2 separate regions of the Homo sapiens genome follow, and region 2 is linked to region 1. Evidence: chromatin contacts called from ENCODE Hi-C data. All regions are on one chromosome and are shown on one strand. Each heading gives the region's core, a stretch centred on a gene start or an enhancer-like site at or near the end of the contact. The rest is flanking DNA. Distances are from core to core; before and after follow the strand shown.

Region 1 (3,583 bases), core at 1-2,500:
AAATGGTAAGAAACATTCCATTCTTCCACTTCCAAGAAACTGCTGCGTTGATTAAACTAGTGCATATTTGTAAGACACACTCTTCCTACCAATGAGGGTAGAGAGAAAACTAACTACATTTTCAAGGCATGCCTCACTAAGTCCTGTATTATAACAGCAGTAAAATCTAGTGCATATGTAATACCTATTCCTGATAGTGCACGAGAAAATCGAATGACTCTACAAAATAAAAATATTTTCTAGCTGGGCGCGGTGGCTCACGCCTGTAATCTCAGCACTTTGGGAGGCCAAGGAGGGGGGATCACCTGATGTCAGGTGTTCGAGACCAGCCTGGGCAGCATGGTGAAACCCCATGTCTACTAAAAATACAAAAATTAGCTGGGCGTGGGGGCAGGTGCCTGTAGTCCCAGCTACTCGGGAGGCTGAGGCAGAAGAATAGCTTGAAACCAGGAGGTGGAGGTTGCAGTGAGCCGAGATCACACCATTGCACTCTATCCTGGGTGACAGAGCGGGACTCTGTCTCAAATGAATGAATGAATAAATAAATAAAATATATAAAAAATATTAAATTACCTCTTTTAGATGATCATTTGCAAGGATCACAAATCACACAATGTGTTAATTAAACCTTTTTCTCCTCTTCTCACTTTCAACTTCCACTTCTAGGTGCCAGCAAGGAAATATCAGAATTGGAAGAAGAAAAAACAATTCCTACCAAAGAGCCTGAGCAGATAAAATCAGAATACAAGGAAGAAAGATGTACAGAGAAGAATGAAGATCGTCATGCACTACACATGGATTACATACTTGTAAACCGTGAAGAAAATTCACACTCAAAGCCAGAGACCTGTGAAGAAAGAGAAAGCATAGCTGAATTAGAATTGTATGTAGGTTCCAAAGAAACAGGGCTGCAGGGAACTCAGTTAGCAAGCTTCCCAGACACATGTCAGCCAGCCTCCTTAAATGAAAGAAAAGGTCTCTCTGCAGAGAAAATGTCTTCTAAAAGCGATACGAGATCATCTTTTGAAAGCCCTGCACAAGACCAGAGTTGGATGTTCTTGGGCCATAGTGAGGTTGGTGATCCATCACTGGATGCCAGGGACTCAGGGCCTGGGTGGTCTGGCAAGACTGTGGAGCCGTTCTCTGAACTCGGCTTGGGTGAGGGTCCCCAGCTGCAGATTCTGGAAGAAATGAAGCCTCTAGAATCTTTGGCACTAGAGGAAGCCTCTGGTCCAGTCAGCCAATCACAGAAGAGTAAGAGCCGAGGCAGGGCTGGCCCGGATGCAGTTACGTTGCAGGCTGTCACCCATGACAATGAATGGGAAATGCTTTCACCACAGCCTGTTCAGAAAAACATGATCCCTGACACGGAAATGGAGGAGGAGACAGAGTTCCTTGAGCTCGGAACCAGGATATCAAGACCAAATGGGTAAGCAAAAAGCTAGATTTATTTTTTTTCCTGAAAAGCAATTTATTTAGAAACCTGGGAAATGGTTAGAGGTTATGGAATATGAGGAATACCTGGATGATAGCAGCTTTGCTTATATTGAATGCAAGGCACACCATCAGTAAAAGCAGCTACTAGATAACTATAACCATAATGATAATTTATGTACATTTTCAGCCAAAAAGCCCCTTCAATTTTCATTCAGTCTTATACCTACCCCCCAACTGCCACCCCACCTACTTGAATACCTACATGACTCTTCAACAGGCAGTTGGGAATACAAGGAAGTGACACTAACATTTAATCAGCACCTACTATGTGCAAGGCAGTTTGCATACATTATCTCATTTAATCCTAACATGCCAGTGGGGGGAATGGAAGGAGTAGGGTTGAGTAGGGGGATTCAAGGCTCAGAAATTTTCTATAATTTGCCTAGAATTAAGTAACCAGAGTGAACACCTGGGATTCGAAGCTTGCCACCTCCAAAGCCTGTACTTTCTCAGTTGACACACCGCTTAGCATACAGAGGCATTTTCATATTTTCAAATACAAGGCATTTTCTGGTTTTATGTAAGCACCTAACTTATAGTTAGATAAGAGACAGGCTCCACAGCAGTCTCCAAATCTCAGTGTAACACATTCATTCCCTAATTGGCAGAGAAATTGGCAAACTGTCATTAAATCAGTGATTCATTCATTCATTCATTCACCATGTGGTTTTTGAGAGCTTGCTCTGTGCCGTGGTTCTGGGTAGCCAATGGGCATATATCAGGGAATAGGATGTCATCACTGCCCTCAAGCTTCCAGTCTCTGCTGAAACTGTTTAGCATTCTTCATTTCTCTTCATTTGTGTTTATGAAGCCCACCTGCTTCCAGGGACAAAAGAACAAATTGTGAAAAGTAACTTAAGTAACGGGGAAAGTCATGTTTTCTCCTTAAAATGTAATAGAGAAAAGATATCGGCCAGGTGCGGTGGTTCATACCTGTAATCCCAACACCTTGGGAGCCCAAGGTGAGTGGATCACTTGAGGTCAGGAGTTTGAAACCACCCTGGCTAACATGGTGAAACCCCGTCTCTACTAAAAATTCAAAACTTAGCTGGGGTGGTGGCAGCACCTGTAATCCCAGCTACTTGGGAGGCTGAGACAGGAGAATTGCTTGAACCTGGGAGGTGGAGGTTGCAGTGAGCCGAGATCGTGTGACTGCACTCCAGCCTGAGTGACAGAGCCAGACTCCGTCTCAAAAAAAAAAAAAAGCGAGAAAAGATATATTTTTGCTACTCAGCTTGGGAGTGTAAAGGACTATACACATCACATACCCACAGTGAGTCAAGGAATCTGGATTCCAGCCTGCCTCTACCATGACTGATTATACATTTTAGGATTAATCCCAGGCTTAGGTTTTCTCATGCGTAAAATTAGTGAGTTGGGCTGAAAGATCTCAAGGCTTCCTGCAGTATTAAATTCTGGGAACTTAATTTGTGTGGAAACAGAATGTGTCCAGGGGAGCTTTGGCATTCACAAATTACATTTCTTGATGAAAGGAACAAGGACAATGGAAAGAATAGCTGGGGTATGTTGAGGATTAGCCAAGTGCAGAAGGGGTTAAAAGCTCTACCATATTCCAGGGCAGCTTCATAAATCCAGACATTGTCAGCTGGCCTAATCCTTCTTTCTTCCTGTCAAGCTATTTTCTTCCAGAGAGACCCCAGATCCGTTATCAGAAAGAGAGTAGCAGATGGATCCCAGCAGCCCTGCTGGCATTGTTATAGATTGAGCTCAGAACTCAGGCAGCCATGAGTTGGCTGAGCTATTGTTTGGCTTCTTGTGTGCATTTTGCACATGCCCCGAGATCCAACAGATGACAGTCAGTGTTCAATTGTGCCACCAGCACCTTTTCTTTCAACAAGATTTCTTTGCTCATCCCTTTCTGCTCAGCTTTTGTAGTACTGAAACTTTTCTCACAATGGGGATGGGGCAGATTTTCCCTCCGGCATGTGTATTATCTTTTGCATAAATAATTTACTGTGAATGTGTAAGTCTCCCTCTGTGCTAGATTTTGGGAGAATAAAGAGTTGTCTAAAACTGTGGTTCTCTAAGTGGGGTCCTAAGAACAGCAGCATCAGTATCACCTGAG
Region 2 (3,583 bases), core at 648-3,147, 410 kb after region 1:
ATATTATATATTTTTGTTTGTTCGTTTGTTGTTGTTGTTGTTTTAGATGGAGTCTCTCTGTTGCCCAGGCTGGAGTGCTGTGGCACAATCTCAGCTCACTGCAACCTCTGCCTCCTGGGTTCAAGTGATTCTTGCACCTCAGCCTCCTGAGTAGCTGGGATTACAGGTACTGACCACCACGCCCGGCTAATTTTTTTTGTATTTTTAGTAGAGATGAGGTTTCACCATGTTGGCCAGGTTGGTCTCGAACTCCTGACCTCAAGAGATCCACCCGCCTCGGCCTCCCAAAGTGCTGGGATTATAGGCATGAGCTACCACGTCCGGCCTTGAATATTGGTTTTATTCCTGCCATTTAGGGACACTAAATAATTGTCACAATATACTAGTGACCAGGAGAGAGGGTCTGGGGATGATCTATACATTTGTGCAGTGACTTTTTGGTGGCTGAAAAAACAGAGAGTCGAGCACAATCTTTGATTACTTAGTCTTAGCTGGAGGATTTGTCAGGCATTGTCTGATAGGTGGAGGAATCTGCATCCTTAGACTAGGTAGGAGGTATTCCCACTTTGTTGGCAGTTGGCAAAGAATGGTGGCTCTCTCACTGTTGTCATTCTCATTCTGATTAGCCACCTTATTAAAAGAGGAGTTCAGGGAACTCTAGCTGGACTTTTATTTCAAGGGTGTTTTCCCAGCCTGTGCTGATAGATGCTCATGGGGTTGGTTGTAGTCTTCAGACGCAAACAGGATCTTATTGTTTCCACTGGGGAGCAGCATGGGTGAAGGAATGGATTGAAGTGTGTGTCATCTTACCTTTCCTACCTGAATCTGAATCTGTGTTTGAAAAACAAAATAAAACAAAACCCAAAATGAAACAGAAAAACGTTCTGGTACCACCTAGGCAGCTATATCCTCTCAAAAACACTCTGTAATTTGCCTGGGTTTCCTCTGAATTGACCCAGGATGACTGCAATCTGCTTTCCATCATCTGAAAGGTGTGGCTAATTAGTGCTTGTTCTCTGGAAGCCTCTCCTCTCCTATTACACTCTCGATCCTGTTTTTTTTAAGCAAAAGAAGTCAGGAGAAGGTTGTAGGCATTGGCTCAAATACTCCCAGGACTTTATGGAATGCATTTCCCATTTACTATCCATTTCAGTGCTTACACTATGCTGGGGGAAGCTGAGCTACAGCTTTACCTTGCTTAGTGAATAAATGGCTATTTCTCTGTGTTAATGGTCTGCATGTCTTATTTCATAGGTCATGGGAATGGGAAAGTACAGCTCTGTCGTTGACTTGATTGCTTTTGTCCAGCCATGAGAAACACTCTCATCTCTGTCCCCAATCCCCTATTAGTGAAAAATCCCCAAATGCACTAATTCCTCCCTCTCCTCAAAAACATTACATTGTGATAGTAGAAAATGTGGAGGGGTGGGTGTGGTGCTTCGACAAAAGGGAACCACTGAAGCCTGGTTTCTGCTTGCAAAATGCGTAGTCCAGTTGAAGGGACGTGGAATCATTTGGGGAATCAAGCCTGCTCTAACTCTTGGCTCCCTGGACCGTGTCATCATCTGGACGCCAGATAAAATACAGATGTTCAGCTAGAAACACAGCACCAGACCATTTTCCTTTTGGCTTGCACTGCCTCTTAAATGCCTGAATGCCAAACAAACTCATTTTCAGCATTTTGCTTCAGCTATAACTCACAGAAGATAGCCCAATCTGGATTGAATAATCTTCTCGGCTCTGTCTCTGAAATAGGGCCCGTGTTCTCCGTGGCCTTTGGCTGCTGGGCTTTCCACGGTCTCTGAGCTGCTCTTCCTTGAAGTCACATGTGTAAAACTGCCGTAGTAGACAGCAGCCATGGACGTGCCTCCTCTCCAGCCCAGCAAAAACCACAGAGCTGTCACTCCCTCGAGCCCTTAGCACACTCCTCCTGTACAGCACTCTCTTCGGCTGCCGTTGCCTTTGCACCGAAGTGACCCTTTTAACAAATTCTTGCCTCGAAATCAAATGAAGAGCAGCTCCTGTTTTTGTGACTGTCTCCGCATAGAACATGAGTCAGATTTTTCCAACAGGAAGAGGATTTTGTTTTTTAACCACCTCGGTCACAGAGGGGTCGCTGAAAGTTTGTAATTACCTTGCAAGGAAGCCTATAACTGACGCTCAAGTGTGAGGAGGCGCGTTCTAAAGACTCGGGGAGGAATGAGCACCTGCAGGGCTTTGCTGTTGGATTCCAAGCTCCCACACCTGTCCCCTCTCCTCCCTCCTCAGAAGCTTCACGCTTTCCCTGTCTGCAACTGGGAAGAGCAACTTTTAAAGGCAAGCTTGACTGACGGTGAGCTCTAATAACGCAGCCATAGAGACCGTCTGTTTTTAGCATAAAATCTAATACATTCGAGCAGTTCTTGCTTGTCTAATTGGAAAAGCCTACCCTACAGGTAAAATTTTCCTTTACTGTAAAAAGGACATGTAATAAGGACGTAGGACATGCCTGTGATAGAAGTGACTCCGAAATTTCTGAGAAAATGATACCAGGGCCATTTCCCTCCGTGACTCTCTTCACTTGCTTCCGGGCCTGCTTCACCCAGGTAGAAACTCAAGCAGGTAGACTAATTATAAATTGCCCTTTGGGCTCTCTCTGCTGGCTGAATGCCAACCTCAGCTTCCTACCCACTCCTACTGCAAGCATCAGAGAGACTCAGGAACGATCCCAACTTGATTCTCACTCCAAACTCTTGTTTTTCTGCACAGCCTTTCTCTCCTGGATAACTAAAAAAACCAGAGTTATAGAAGGAGGGAAGCAGAGTAGGTCGCTAGACCCCTGTGACCTCTTTTTTGGGGGGCACATACCATTCCAGAATTTGCCCTCCTCCTGGGTCTTGGTGGCATGCACGCACATCCCACGCAGCAGCTGCAGTCCTTCCTGGCAGCTGCTGCACTCGTCATGACCAGGGCCTGTGCAGGTTTCGCATGCTCGGTGGCAGGACTCACATTCTCCCATTTCTTGGTCACCATAGAATCCAGGACCACATTTCCTCACACAACTGCCACCTATGTGAGAACACAGAGAGAAAGCATGAAGGCTTTAGTGATCTTTGCAAGGCCAAGTTCTAAAGAGGCTGGAGGAAATTTTAGGGACATTTTTCTTTGCATTTGTTTTTATTATTATTTTTGAGATGGAGTCTCTCTCTGTTGCCCAGGCTAAAGTGCAGTGGCATGATCTCGGCTCACTGCATCCTCCACCTCCCGGGTTCAAGCAATTCTCCTGCCTCAGCCTCTTGAGTGACCGGGACTACAGGTATGTGTCACCACGCACGGCTTATATATTTTTAGTAGAGATGGGGTTTCACCATGTTGGCCAGGCCACTGTGTCCAGCCTTTGCATTTGTTTTCAAAGAAACCAAGATGGCTTTAGCTTATGTCAACCAAGAAATGTGTTTTAATAAATCCAGGTCGGGCGAGGTGGCTCATGCTTGTAATCCCAGCACTTTGGGAGGCTGAGGTGGGTGGATCACCTGAGGTCAGGTGTTCGAGGCCAGCCTGGCCAACAGAGGTTGCAGTGAGCTGAGATTGCGCCACTGCACTC

What was found. Hi-C counts contacts between places; a loop is a spot of excess contacts on that map. Pooled maps may share reads with other maps.
Region 2: a loop to region 1 is called in a map of HepG2, with 9 times the contacts of the local background. The contact joins two enhancer-like sites. A Hi-C loop is called at or near these places in 5 of 168 maps with a recorded cell type or tissue (HepG2, IMR-90, MCF 10A and 2 more), 17 of 37 single-sample maps with no recorded cell type and 15 of 50 pooled maps.

Annotation. Positions count from the first base shown.
Region 1 is chr9:76,701,183-76,704,765 of GRCh38, reverse strand. PRUNE2 (prune homolog 2 with BCH domain) reads left to right here. Exons shown (of 19, transcript NM_015225.3): 8 at 1-5; 9 at 667-1,429. Among named protein-coding and RNA genes, the nearest start is that of PCA3, 61 kb to the left of the region's middle. Within about 2 kb of position 1,250, at least 2 of the 41 ENCODE cell types and tissues checked have a DNase peak (open chromatin) inside an H3K27ac peak, as active enhancers do.
Region 2 is chr9:76,296,130-76,299,712 of GRCh38, reverse strand. It overlaps PCSK5 (proprotein convertase subtilisin/kexin type 5), which reads right to left. Exons shown (of 38, transcript NM_001372043.1): 27 at 2,848-3,048. Among named protein-coding and RNA genes, the nearest start is that of RFK, 97 kb to the left of the region's middle. Within about 2 kb of position 1,897, at least 12 of the 41 ENCODE cell types and tissues checked have a DNase peak (open chromatin) inside an H3K27ac peak, as active enhancers do.